Linked DNA regions of Mus musculus: region 1 is linked to region 2. The links are chromatin contacts, found by Hi-C or POLR2A ChIA-PET in ENCODE. All regions are on one chromosome and are shown on one strand. The core of a region is the stretch at or near the end of the contact, and the rest is flanking DNA. Distances in the headings are between cores, read along the strand shown. Region 1 has its middle 39 kb from the start of Crabp1. Region 2 holds the start of Crabp1 (cellular retinoic acid binding protein I).

Region 1 (7,027 bases), core at 1,262-3,761, 40 kb before region 2:
CCCCCATAGACTCATGTGTTTGAATGCTTGGCCTGTAGGGAGTGGCACTATTAGGAGGTGTGGCCTTGCTGGAGGAGGAAGTGTGTAACTGAAGGGGCGGGCTTTGAGATCTCATATGCTCAAGCTACACCCAGTGTGGCTCACTAAGGCAGGGGCACACGACAGGATGTGGAAAAGTACTTAGCAAAAGTACTCTACTGAGTGGTGCACAGGGTATGATATACACTGGTATACGGGGACTCTGTGGTCATCCAACCAAGCCTCAGTGCCCACCAAGGGCATCAGATGGTTCAGCTCTTCGGACAAGAACTGAGTAGACAGGGTTCTAGGTGGCTCTAACTTGACTGAGGATAGCAGGGGTCAGTGACAGTACCACGGATAGGAAACCTGAGAACCAGACCTGGCTGACGCCCTAGCCCTTGTGATCCCAGTCAACTCACCTACTCTCTGCCTCAGTGCAGAGGGAAGCCCATCCTTGTGTGAGCTTGTGGAGTTGCTACGGTAAACTCTGAGCCTCCCTGAATAATTGCCCTCTCCCCTGATATCCAAAGCCAAGACTCAATCCCAGTAGGGCCCTCCTTCTGCACTCCTCTCAGTGAGAATCTCTAAGGCACCCTTCTGCCCTGAGCTGGTACAAAGTCCTGGTGCCTGGTCGTGCCACACAAGAAAGCAGCAGAAAGCCACAGGGTTTGGCTGTGGTCACTCCCCAGTGGGCCTAGAGTCACTGTCCCTGACTATGTCAGCTCCTTATGTGAAATCCAAACTAAAAGTCCCACTGCTGTTTGTCCCTGTAGTATGCTCCGTGCCTGGGCTCATCACCTCCTGAGGCCTCGGCCTCTCTGGGCTCTGGGTGAAGCATCTGGATTCAGTAGAACCCTCTCATGTGGTAGGGAGCATGACAGAAAGATGGCTCACTTGGGAAGATCTGTTTTGCAACTGTTAATTAGGAAGAGGCTTGACACCTCATTCTCCCTTCCTGCTGTTTTTCCTTCCAGTAAGGCAAACCGGATGCCTCCTGTGAACCCAGGAGGTTGTGAGCTGACTGGGTTATACTCTGTAGCTCAGGTTGGCTTCAAATTTCTGATCTTCCTGCTTCTAACACCCGAGTGTTGGAGTAACAAACACAAGTGCCAATCCCTAGCTTGGCTCTCAACATATATGTTCTCTAACATAGAAACAACCACATATGAAACACGTTCTGTCCAGAGTTTTGATGGGGGCAGGAACTGTGTGAGCTTTGGTTAAAAGGAAAGACAGCTCTCAACCCAGAGTACCAACAAAGATTTCCTGGGGAAGTCTAGAAGCCATACTGGGAAGGGTGAAAGGGGTTCCACCATGACAGGAAAGAAAGGGGTTAGGGGTGCTGGAAACATGTGGAGCCCATGGCAAAGCTGACGACCTGATTCTGTCCACAGAAACTAGAGGTGGAAGGAGAGAACTGACTCCTGAAAGTTGTCCTCTGACCTCCACATGTGTGCCACAGCGCGCGCACACACACACACACACACACACACACACACACACACACACACACAAACAAACAAAATGTGAAGAAAGATCCAGGATATTTGGGTGCACATTTGTAATCTCAGCTCTTGGGAAGCTGAGACAAGAGGACTTCCTTGAGATTGAAGTAATGTGCTAAGTTCAACTCTATCTCAAAAACTAGGAAAGCCAGAGAGAGAGAGAGAGAGAGAGAGAGAGAGAGAGAGAGAGAGAGAGAGAAAGAAAGAGAGATTACCTTCGTCTACTGAATAGCTGTGTGTTCTTGGCTAAGGCATCTAACCTCTCTGTGCTTTAGTGCTTTATGGATACAGTGGGAAGGAGACAGGAAGCTCCTGGGAAATCCTTTCCCCATCTCCTTCCCTTCCTTTCATTCATGACCAATTGCCAGAATCAAATCCTTCCAGAAGGGGAAGACAATAAACGTAGGTAGGACGTATGGTCATAAATGCTTTGGAGAATCTGGTGAGGAAGAGAAGAAAGAATGCGGAGGGGGCTGGAAAACAATCTCAAATAATTTGGTCAGGGGAGGCCTCACTGGTCAGATGGCAATTGATCAACTGCTTGAAGCTCTGTGGCTATCTAGCAGGAGAAATATCCTCTGAGCCCAAGGAAAAGTGTGTGCAATGGCCCTGGGGTAATTACAAGCGTCTAAGGTCCAGCAAGACGGCAGTATGGATAGAATGAAGTAAATCTCCACAGAAATTGCTTCCAAAGATATAATCCAACTGTCAAGGAATTCCCAGCCAGTGTGTAATCAGAGATAACGGGAACCATTTTTACTCCTGGTGTTAGCAGCTGGCAGAGTGTCTGAGGTGACCAGTGTATCTGGAGGCTGTGCTTGGCTGGGCCAGTTGGCTGTGTATGACACAGTGACTGCAAGGATCCCAGAAGCTTCCAGAAGCTTCTCCTTTGACGCACAGGCCTTACAGCTCAATCTGAGCTCAGTGGGTGTGACACGGAGCTGTACGCTCTGCAGTCACAGCTTTCTGGCACTAACACAGCCACCAGCCATGTGCTGAGTCCTCGGTAAGGGTTGTAATTCAGTACTTGACAAAGCAGCTGACATCTTAGTTTTGACCTCCAACAATCCCTCTGCCTTGGCTCTCCCCTGAGTCTACCAGCCCAAAGATTATCCCCTTACAGCTTGAGTGGAGGAATGGCACAGCAAAGCCCCTGGAGTCTTGGGTGCACTGGTTGAGGTGAGGGTGAGTGGGAGTGGGCTCTCAGTTCCTCGGAGAGAAAAGTTATTGGCTGGGAGGTAGGAAAGGAGACTGGGAGCTATGAAGTCCAGGCCAGTGGCAGGAGGTCAGCCAAGCCTTATCCAAGCTCCTTTGGTACAGCTTGATAGTGCCACCTTTGTGTCCTATGTGATCAAGAATGACATGGTGTGGCCCCTGTGTCCTGGGGCCTCAGAAAGACAAGTCACTGGTTTGCGGAAAGGACCTGTGCTGCTGCTGGGTGGAGGAGAGAATCTTTATGGTATATAACACTGCTTCATGTGTGTGTGTGTGTGTGAATGTATATGAGTGTGTGTGTGAGAGAGAATGTGTGTGTGATATGTTTGTGAGAGAGTGTGTGCATGTATGTGTATGTATGTATGTGAGAGTGTGTTTGTGTGTGAATGTGTATGTGTGAGAGAATGTGTGTGTGATATGTGTGTGAATGTGTGTGTGTGTGTATATGTATGTGAGAGTGTGTTTGTTTGTGTGTGAATGTGTGTGCGCGCATGGGTGTCTGTGTATGTGTGTTGGCTAGTGGAGGACATCAGGTGTCCTTCTCTATCACTCTCTACTTTATTCCCTCGAGACTGGGTCTCTCACTGAACCCAGAACTGGCTGATTAGCTCTGTTGGCAGGCAGCAAGTTGCAGATGTCTCTGGCTCTGCCCTTTGCAGTGCTGGGGCCACAGGCATGTGCAGCCACATCCTGGCTTTTTAGGTTTTTTTTTTTCTGGGGATTCAGGCACTTACTTATATAGTAAGTGCTCTTACTCACTGGGCCATCTCCCAGGCCTAGTGAGAAGCACGGCTGGGTATGCAGTCACCCCATGCCCATTTCCTTCACAGCCCTTCCAGGAGTTCAGCACAATTCAGGAAGACATCAGATTAACCAATATCACATTCCTCCCACCTCCCAGAATGGGGACACCCCTCCCCCCCGAAACTGAGTCCATTTAGGATTATTGACAAGTGTGTAGACTTAGATTCTCCCAACAGGATGATTGCTCAATACTAAAGAATTAGTGCCATTGTTCCCTCTTTAGTCACTACTGTGAGGTCACCAAACTGCCACACCCAGACAGAACAAAGATGTGCAGGAATGGCTAAAAGGGGGTTCCACCTCCCTTAGCCTGAGGCTGGACACTCCCCTCTGACCCCTCCAAGGCTCCTTGGATTGGCTGCCGATCAATCACCCCACTCCTCCATCCTGCTAGGCCTGCCAGTCTAGCCTCATCTGGAAAGAATAAAAGCAGAAAAGACAAGACCATGGTCCCCCTAATGCAAACCATTTGTGCAGTCAGCAGCAAATGGATGTGATTCACAGAGATGTGGCAGGAAAAAGGCAGATTGGGCTCATTCTCCCCTGGGCATCCTTAAACTTTCTGGAAGCTGGTTCTCGGCTGCTCTCCATTCCTCGCAGCTGGACTGTGTATACATTGAGAGGTTGGTGGTTTGTAGAAATTCCAACTGGATAAGTTAGACACTGCCTTAATTTCTTATAGGCCATGGCCCAAGATGCAATAATAGACCTGACACACCCAAGAATATTGACAAGAAACTCAATAGTTATCCCGTTGGGTGAATCATAAGCTCCTTGAGGTTGGAAGCATATATAATTGGCTTGGCATTTATCATCCAGCACACAGTTTTAGCTTCACCCCTTTCTAGGCTCTCTTCTCACCACAGGCCACCTAATTCCATCATTTAGACTGACCCCCCTTTCTGGCCCTGGCTGCTGAATACTCTCTTGCCTCAGAGCCTCTGCATGTGCTGTTTCTAGAGCCTAGATTGTTGCCCCTCTTCTATCTGCCTAATGCACCCCATTACTTCTGAGTGCTCAACTTAGACATGCTATGTTCAGGGAAGTCAGGTCCTCTGCTGCAAATTTTCACTATGTCCTGCTGTTGAACCTGCTGTTGTCACTGTGCACTGTCTCATGTGATTCACTGACTAGTATCTGTCTTCCTGTCCACACAGTCTGCTTAGTAAGGACAAGAACTAGGTCAACATATGACCACTGGTATCTTGAAAATATGGAAGGGTTACATCAACATTTATTGAACACCAGGTACACACACACACACACACACACACACAGAGAGAGAGAGAGAGAGAGAGAGAGAGAGAGAGAGAATCTCTCTTATTACATAAAAGTAAACTGAGACCCTAAAGTGGCCAGGAGACCGAGCTCAAGGTGGGAGACTTTGGGACCAGAGGGAGACTTTGACTTCGGCTCCTCCAAGTCTCGTATCTCAGTGTTCTTTCCATCTGAATTACAGCTGTGGATCCAGGGATTGGCTGGAGTTCGTGCTGACTCAGTGTGAGAGACAGGGTCATCTCTGTATGTCAGTGAGGCCAGAGGCTTGCTGTTCCCACGTGAATCAGTAGAGCCCTTACCTGGAGTCAGTCCCGGTGGCAGCTTCTTGCTGCTTCACTTGGGGCCAGCAGCTATCCACCTGACAGCAGCTGCTCTAATCCTTGGGGCTAGTCCCACCCTGTTGGGCCAGGAACGGAAGAGGGAGGCTTGCCTGGGCCTGTCCCCGTTGGTTACAGTTATGCCCCTGCCTCTCCGTTATGTGCTCTCTAAAGCCAGCCACGTGCACAGCAACTGTGCTTGGGGAAATTGCCCCCAGGTCCTGGTTCACAGAATTGCTGGGAAAATGGCAGCTCTGAGTCCACATGAAAGGCATTCTTGGAAAATGTCTCTCCCGCCCCCCCTCCTTCCCCAGCTGGAGAACTTTTTGCTGAGTCGGTGCAGCAATTGCAGGGCCTCGGATGGGTTTAATAAGAGGAGGGAGCTGGGCTGCACTTCTTGATTGCTCCAATCTGTGAAGAACTGACTTAGTTCTCCGGCAGTTTCCCTGCTCCCATCATCCCCCGACTTGCAGAATGACTCTGCTGTGACAGTTGCTCACCAAGTTTCTGACCAATGGATGTGAATAAGGAGATAGAAAACGGCTTTAGATTGAGTACTTCCTGTGCACCTGATGCCATCTTGCACCTGTGTGTTACTATGGCATGGCATTTTGCCTGTTTTGTTTTGTTTTGTTTTGTTTTGTTTTGTTTTGTTTTGTTTTCAGGGAGGGGAGATTGAGACAGAGTCTTCTGAAACCCAAGCTGGCCTTAAACTATGTAGTTGAAGACGATCCTCTTGCCTCCACTTTCCAAGTGCTGGGGTCACTGTGTGGCAGCATGCTTTGTTTATTTGGTCCTGGGAATCAAACCCAGGACTTTTTGCATGCTAGGCAAGCACTCTACCAACTGAGCCACATTCTCACTTTTGAGTTTTGCCTATTCTGAGACACAGCCCCATGACAGGGATAGTTAACACATCACCTTAGGGCTGTAGTTCCAACAACCTCGCCGTTCTGTGGAGGGAGCAGCATTAGCCTCTCCATAGCCACGTAGGGCTGTGGAGCACTCAACATGTGGCTAGTGCCAGTGAGAAATGAATTGCATTTGCAATTTCCCTGGACTTCAGTTACATACACTTGGTGGCTACCATACTTGATGATGTGTTTCTAGCCTCATGGTATTCTGAGTGTGATCCACCAGCAGCCATTTGAGTGTGGTCCACCAGCAGCCATTTGAGTGTGGTCCACCAGCAGCCAGCGCCAGCATCAGCCAGCTGCTTGCTAGGATGGTGCTTCAGTCCAGGCCCATGGAATCAGATTCATTTTAACAAGATCCCCAGGTGATCTTCAGGCATGCTCACATATGAGAAGCAGTTCCCGGAGAAAAGCCAGGAACAAAGCTGTGGGGAATTTTAAAAAGAGAAGAGAAGAGAGGCCAGTGGGCGGGGAGAAGAACACTCGAGGTCTCTACTCATTTAGCACAGAATTCTCTTTCTGCTCACTGAGGGTTTTCAACTCTGCCCTTGACCTTGACTTCAGGGTTTTCCTCTCCAGCCTACAACACAGAGAAACAGCTAGCACAGTGAGGACCATCGACACCACCTCTACCACAGTGCACAAGCCCCCTCTTCCCACTAAGGGCTCCATGAATGCAGAGCTAGGGCTCGGATATCCACCATTCCAAGACCACACTGCAGGCATTCCACAAGCCAGGGTAACCTTCCAGAATTTCATTTTCAGATACATGTTAGTGTCTGGTATAACGAGACACATGCTACACGGCGATGAAACACAGTGTTCAGACTGAATAATAAAATGCTTTATGGACAGGCAAATTTTATGTCTCCCTGTAGGGAGATAAGTTAGTGTGGCATGCCCCTCCTGCAGTGCGGGATTGGCAGGTGGTGAGTGAATTCACCCTAGTCAGGCCAGAGAAGAAAAAGCTGAG
Region 2 (7,624 bases), core at 3,123-5,622:
AAACCCCAGAAGAAACAAAGACAAACAAAAAAGGTTTCCATGCCCAATGCTTTTCCACATTGCTCACCTTTCTGGCCCCAAAGAGCCCACCTTTCTACACCAGTACGTCCAGACATTTCCAAAATGTCCTTGCCTGGCTCCTGGTGGCCAGCAGAATTTTAAGATGGGAGTAAAAAATATTCTGTCCGGCTCTGATATGACAAAATTTTATGAAACTATCCTAGCAAAATGGATCATGGTTTGGGGGGGGGTACAGGGGAAATCTCATTTTGTATGAGTTGAGGGGGTTTCACAGAGTCACAGCATTCCAAGCCACGCCAGAGAGGAGACTGGGTGTCTCCTGCCACTGGGCTTGGCATAGAACAGTCTGGACAAAGGTCTGGTAGTCAAATCAATCTCAGATATGACCCTGCCCACTCAGGTAACCCTCCCACCTTCACCTGCCAACCATTTAACAATGGCTTCCTCTGGTTGAAACTGTCCACGGGAGCTTTCTGCTCACATTTTAACCTGTGGCAAATGACTTTCTCAACCAGTGAGTACAAGGACAGCACCTGCCTGGCCCGCCTCTGAGGGTCACCGTGGGAACCCTGGGATTGCCTCAGAGCCAAGGGGCCCTTACCAGGATTAGCTCATCGTTGGCCAGCTCTCGGGTCCAGTAAGTTTTAGGGCCATCCCCCTCAAGAAGTGTCTGTGTGCAGTGAATCTTGTTCTCATTCTCCCACGTGGGTAAACTCTGCAGGCGAGAAAACCATTAGTGATATTAATTACAGTCTCGGCAGCGGGAGAGGAGGAACACAAAGAACACCGGAGAATAATCACTAAACAGAAAAGCAACACATGGTCTCTGACGGCAGGGCATGGCATCTTCTCTGCTGAGCCACACAGAGAACAATTCAGAGTGCTGGTCATGGATTTATGGGGCATAGGTATACCTTCTAGCACACAGACACAGGCACGCTGGAGCAGCAAAGCCTTAGGCATGTATGCTTTGCATCTCCAGGAATAAAATTCAGAGCACACAATGATTCACTTCTATCAACACCGTGAACCTCTCCAAACAATTTGGACTTCAGGTAGAATCATAGAATGTTACAACCGTTGAGACGGTACGTTTGCATTGGCTCTGGTGGCCTGCAGACGAGAAGGTGGGCCCATGGCCAGTTTCTGGACTAACACCTTCCTTTCTCCAGAATTCCTCATCAGAATAGCACACAGCCTGCTCTAGTAAATCGGGGTGTCTGTCTCTGTGGATAAAGATGTTCCCACTTTCCGGTTACATCTTTCTAGAAACTTTTTTTTTTTTTTTTTTTTTTTAAATCAAGCCAAGGTGAAGTCTCTTCAAGGGGTTGGAGGTGACCAGGCAAAAGGGAGTGTCCCGATAGCTTTCCCAGTGTCTGCCCACAGCACAGTAAGATACAGCTGGGCTGGGTGGCGCTGAATGTACGCATAATCACTTTTTAACTAACACATGGGACTCCTTCATTAGACAGGGAGTGGGGGAAGGGATGGGAATTTTTAAGCCCCACTCTCTCCAGGGTGTTACATGATTCTTTTGTTGTTCTTAAATCAGAATTGCCCTCTCTGGCAGTCGACAGGGTTAGATGGCTCCAAATTGAGCCCTGCCTCTGGTCAAGCCAACTTCTCCAGTAGACACCCTTCCTTCTCCACTCTATTCTTTTTTTTTTTTTTTTTCTTTTTCCCTCCTCTGATGCTGACGATGGAACCCAGGGCCCACCACATGCTAGGTACATGCTAAGCACATGTTCCACCACTGGGCTGTGTGCCAGCCATGTCCTTTTCACTGGTTGTTATTTTGGTTTTGTTGTTGTTGTTGTTGTTTTTCAAACAATGTGGTGACTTGAACCTCAGGTTTCACTGGCTTCAAGCAGGGATCAAATTTGATGGGCAAAGATTGTCTTATGAGTGAGCCTGTAACTAGGGCTGTGTCTCTCTGTCCTTCCAAACAGAGTCACAATTGGATCAGACAGGTATGGGCTAAGGAAAGAGAAAAGAAATAATTTTGCATTCTTTAGAATATTGTTACATTACAAAAACCAAAATTTTCCACTCTTTGGGTATGGCTGTCTTTGAGCTCACAGAGATCTGTCTGTCTCTGCTTTGGAGTGCTGGGATTAAGGGACTGTGCCACAATATTTGGCTTCACTTGTAAATATGTTAGAACATTGGGAAAGCTGGCGATGTTGACTCTGTGAAGCTGGATATGAAGACTCTGATTCAACTAGCGAGCTCTTGGAGGACAGAGGAGAATTCAGGCAACTCGGACCCGGCCTGGGCTATAGAGTGAGATCCTGTCTCAAACAACCAACCAAACAAGACAACAAAATGCACAAAACAACAACCACAAAACCCATGACAGAGAAAGGGGACATTTTTAAAAAATGAGATAGCACGGCAAGTGTTACAGATACTCAGTCTTTGGGTCATGTCTCAGGAGAACAAAACTAAACTAAACAAAAACAAAAACAAAACAAAACAAGCAAACAACAAAACTCTTCTCTTGGTTGTTAGATATAGTGGTGGATGCCGGTAATCCTAGAACTCCAGCGGATTATGATGGAGTATTCGGAGATCACCAGGTTTACGTGGAAACTGCAGGCTACCCTAGTCAGGGCTGCATAGCAAGCCCCAATTTCTCATAAATCAATCTCTCTCTCTCTCTCTCTCTCTCTCTCTCTCTCTCTCTCTCTCTCCCTTTCTCTCCTCTCTCTCCCTCCCTCCCTCTCTCTCCCCTTCTCTCCTCTCTCCTCTCCCTCCCACCTCCCTCCTCTCTCTCTCCCTCCTTCTCTTCCCTCCCCTCTCTCCCTACCCACCTCTTTCTGTCTGTTCTAAGTCCTTGAGGACTTAGAAAGGACATTTAGTACATTGTCTGAACTAGAACATGCGTTGCTTCTTTTACTTTTGGAAGAATCTCACCATTCCCTTAAAGACCTCGGTTGAACACGGAAGGGCAGGAAGAGGTGATGGGTGCGGGGTCCGGGGTGTGTGTGCATGCGCGCGCGCGCGCGCGCGGCGGGGACGGAGGGGGGGGGGATCCGGGCTGTGCAACTGGATCCGAATCCTTGCCCTACAGTCCAAGGACCCAGGGGGCGGGATGCTAAATCAGCCACTTCACCTATGACAGGTAAGTAGGCAGCTGCGCAGAACAGGAGGCAGCAGCGGTCCCAGGAACCTCTCTACCTATGCAGCCAGAGCTAGCGCTGAAGGCGCCGCTAGCGAGGCACTAACCAGGACCACACACCCACCCAGAGTTCAAAGCGCGCGCGCGCGCCTTTTGGCGCCCGGGTGATAGATAGTATGAGGGGAACCTCGGGTAGGGCTTTCTCCTGAGCCCAGGACCATCAGGTCACACAAACTTCCCGTGACACACCCTGCAGCGGGTCAAGGGTTTTAATGGGGGGGTACCCGGGAAGGAGGTGCGGTCTCTGGAGCCTCACCCTGCATTTGCGTCCGTCCACTGTCTCCTCCTCGAAGCCCTCTCCGACCTTGAAGTTGATCTCCGTGGTGCGCACAGTAGTGGATGTCTTGATGTAGAACTGATCCCCGTCTTGGCGGATCTCCACGTGCGGCTTAGACGCAGCCGCCACGGCCACCTTCCTCAGCATGGCGTTCACACCTGCGCAAGGAAGCATAGATTCGGGTCTCTGGTCCTCACCCACTGGTCTCCCCCAGACCTGTTTGGCACTTCCCAAATCCTCTGGCTTTAGACGGGGCTCTTAAATTAGTCCCACTTGTCTCTTTCCTCCCTTGGGTTTTAGAGAAGAAAACCCGAGGCTTAAAGTCGGCAAGCGGCTTTCCTGAGTTACCCAGGGCTTTCATGGCAAGATCTGGTCTTTTAAAAGCCCCAGTTTAAAGTCCCTGCTCTTCACTGTGATCTAGCACGAGATAAAGATGGGACCGTCGAGAAAGGCGCCAAATGTCCAGCAAACGTTAGTTGAACTCCCTGGGGCTGGAGCCCGCTCTCCTCTGCGACCTGGGTTTGGGGGGTGGGGGAACCTCAAAGGAAACAGAGATTCATCACTCCGTTGACTCCCTCCTGCCTGAACCTACCCAGGCCACCCTCTCTGGGACCCGGGCGCCTCGCAGCTGCTTCTAACAGACCGGACATACTCTCTGTACCAGCTTACCCAACGCCTTGAGGAGCTCGTCGAAATTCTCGCTGCTGCGCATCTTCCAGGTACCGGCGAAGTTGGGCATGGTGGCAGTGGTGTTGGCTGTAGCGGCGGCGCGAAGGCAGGGGCAGGCACCCACCTCTGCTGCGGAGCGGTCGCACGCTGCGTTGCAGAGAGACTGGCGTTCTGCGCCCAGCCGCAAGCGCCTTGAGTCGCTAGGGTAGCGCCCCCCCCCTTCTGGGGCCCCGCCCTCAAGTCCCGCCCCTGCCCTGCGTGCACGAGGGGCGGGGGGTGGCCCACGAGGGGTGAGCCCGACTCCCCGCCCTAAGGCGCCCCTCACCATTCCTCATCTTCTCAGCCACTAGTGATGCAACTTGGAACTTGCTCTCCCCTGGTGCCTCCTCCACCACGCCGCCCACATTCTGTTTTAAACTGGGTGGTAGGAGAGGGTTTAATGAAGCTAGGTCGGCCTGGAGGAGATACATGAGGCTAGCTAGGTAGTGGGGATTCAGGGGAACGCGACATTCTTTCTCTACTTTTGCCTATGTTTGAAAATATCTGTTAGTAGTAAGGCCATAGGCATGGAAGCCACTTTCTTTCCACCCATACTTTCTGGCTGCCACTAGCCGGTCGAATTTGCTCTGTTCGGCTTTTCAGTTAGCATATGGAGGACCAATTAGAGTGGCGGGAAAGGCCCAGCCCCTACCCTTGCTTATCCCGGGCATGGAGGCACGGAGGTACCAAGGCAGGTTCAAACGGGTGCTGGAAACCAAGCCTCTCATGCAGGTTTTCTGCTTAAGTTAGAAGGGAGCCCAGACCAACACCGTCCCTTTGTTGTTGCCTAAGGGACGGAACAAGCAAAATGCAGGGAAATGCGGCAGCTTATTTTGTAAAATTGCGGGTTTGAGCTCTGCAGTCCTACTGGGAAGGCCTAGCAAGAAAGCCTAGCTCCTGCCTTTGCTCTAACAGATCTGAAAATCAACGCCAGAGCCCAGAGTCTCCACTAAGGAGTGTACACACAGGTCCCTGTGCCTTACCAGCTTTCAGACCTCAACATTTCCTTGCAGCCTCTTTCCACTGTTTCACCATTGCTACACCTCAGCCAAACTGCCCAATTCAGGATCTTAGAACCTGCCACGGGTGGCTCCATATCAGCCGTTGACCATGCTGCTCGAGGTCCCCAAAGGTCACTTTTCCTTCATGGGCTGAAAAAAAAAAAAGCTTGCCCACTCCTCATGACACAGGTGTTGTAAAATTCTGTTTAGGTCCTAAGCAGATTACTTTCCTCGGAATTGACAGGATTCCTTCTGGTCCAGTCTTCCCTGTGAAAATAGGCCATTTAGAGCTCAGCGATCAAAGTTGATCAATGCACCCTCATTTCCTCAGGCTCAGCCAGGTGGGGCTCAGAAGTGAATCGATTCTCAAAAGATGCAGATGTTCTGAAGCCTAGAGGTGATTGTGGGGTGAGGATTCCCCGAGGACCTGGGGTTGGTTCATGCTGAATGCTGCTAACAGAAGAGGGCCTCTGTACTTCTAGAAGGGACTGCAATTGGTCTTCTGCCCAGGGGCCCTGAGAAGCCATCTAAGACAGATGAAGACAAGAGAGTGGAGAGGGGCCATCATGGGCTGGGAAAGGGTGTGTGGGGACAACAACTTCTTACATGTGCCATCTGTGCCCACATGGGGCCGTATGCTTAGAAGAAGTTGGTAACTGAATTGGAAAACAGAAAGCAGCTCTGGTGTGGACATCTTGAAGTATTTCATGTATTTACTTTCATGTCTTTATGTATTATGTGTGGTATGTGCAGGTGCACATGTCTGAGGTCTCTACCCACTCTTCACCATACTCTTGGAGACAGGTTCTCACTGAATCATCAACTGAGCAAGACTGTTTGGCCAGCAAGCCCCGATGCTGGCCGATTGATCCCACGTCCACCTCCCCGGTGCATGCCTGTATTTTCATGTGGTTGCTTGGGATCAGAACGCAGGTCTTCGTATTTGGACACTTTCTCATCGGAGCTTCTCCCAAGCCCTCCGTCTTGAAATGTTTAATCTTTGAAAAGATTATATACCTGTATATACCTTGTGCTCTGGGATCTACAAGCTAGGTATCCTGTCTCTACAGCAATGGGGCCAAAGGAGGGGTGTCATGAAGCTAATTCAGGCCTCCACCTCCATTTGATACTTCTGGCTAGCAAGGTGTTACCCATCAAAGTTGGGGTTAGGAGCTGGAGGCTAAGGGAGCTGGAAAAGCAGAGTTTATAGCCCAGGGAAAACCAGTGAAGATGGCTCCTTGGATAAGGCAGAACAGCAGTAGGCAGGTTTTACAGCAAAGATACCACATGGACTGAAGGGAAAGGAGAGAATGGGAAGTCGGAGGGATTCATGGTTAAGAGCAGGGGAGATGGCTCTGTTGGTAAAGCGCTTAAAGCGCAGACATGCCAGCGGAGTTCAGATCTCCAGCACACAGGTAAACAGCCAGGTGTGGTGGGGAGGTGGATTGCTGGCGCTCAGCGGCCAGTCTAGCTGTGTGTCCGGTGTCTCCAGGTTCCCTTGAGTCATAAAACAAGATAGAGAGCGATTGAAGAAATTACTTAACATCAGTCTCTAGCTTCCATGTGCCTGTGCACCCATGTGCAAACATACATGAATATATACATACAAACACACCACTCACAGCAAAACCAAAATGAGAGAGAGGGAGAAGCAGGAGGAGTCATTAGGAGCCAGGTTGGCATTGCCTAGGCATAAAGCCTAGGGTCCAGGTGGGAAGCAGGCTGTCATTGGGACTCTGGCTACCAGGAAACTCCAAAACCAAGAGGGCCACAAAGACATTTCACCATGCCTCCTCTGTGGAGCCATACTCAGGATCCAGAGAAAGACCTCTGCTGAGTAGGGGAGACCCAGCTCTTGGGTCCCCTACATCCTCTGAGCCTGCATCCCCACTCCCTTTCTCCTGCTTCTTTGCCTTCTTGCTTGTGAACCTTTGCCAAGGCCTGTCTGGAACAGGAACTGGGTGCAGCTCCAAGGACAGAGGATCCAGGCAGGGCCTGTTGCTGAGGGCTCCCTGTTCTACTGAGGAGAAACTAGAACCAGTGCTTACCACATGGGCTGACGGTGCCTGCTGGTGCGTGGTCTAGCCTGGGTTGAACCTGAAGAACAGGCCTGAAAGGGATGGGAGTGTACATTGTCTGATTATGTAGAACTACATGTTTTTCAGTGTGGCTGAACTACATAACTGGAAAGGGGTGAGGCAGGTGGCCTAAGAAGCAGGCAGAAAAACCTTTCACCAAGGACAAAGGGCCACAAATGTCCTCTCCTCTCCCCAAAGGACATGATGGGTGATCTGTAAAGAATGGGGAACAGGTTGGAGGATGGCAAAGCCTTAGAAGGGCCCCTTTGTGAGGACTAAAAGTGATTCCATACAAAGAACGAATCCAGGGTGAGAGGCCAGAGAAAAAGGACGGGTCTGGTGCAGGGAGAATTCTGGA

Evidence for each region. Hi-C counts contacts between places; a loop is a spot of excess contacts on that map. ChIA-PET counts read pairs that join two places held with the same protein, here RNA polymerase II (POLR2A).
Region 1: POLR2A ChIA-PET joins it to region 2 with 11 read pairs in embryonic stem cell. The contact joins the enhancer-like site here to the promoter of Crabp1 in region 2. A Hi-C loop is called at or near these places in 4 of 37 maps with a recorded cell type or tissue (Patski and left cerebral cortex). POLR2A ChIA-PET finds 5 or more read pairs at or near these places in 3 of 5 experiments (all embryonic stem cell).

The regions. Positions count from the first base shown.
Region 1 is chr9:54,799,940-54,806,966 of GRCm38, reverse strand. No RefSeq gene overlaps it. Among named protein-coding and RNA genes, the nearest start is that of Crabp1, 39 kb to the right of the region's middle. Within about 2 kb of position 2,511, at least 1 of the 3 ENCODE cell types and tissues checked has a DNase peak (open chromatin) inside an H3K27ac peak, as active enhancers do.
Region 2 is chr9:54,761,496-54,769,119 of GRCm38, reverse strand. It overlaps Crabp1 (cellular retinoic acid binding protein I), which reads right to left and starts at 4,372. Exons shown (of 4, transcript NM_013496.3): 1 at 4,149-4,372; 2 at 3,459-3,637; 3 at 623-736. The coding sequence starts at 4,218.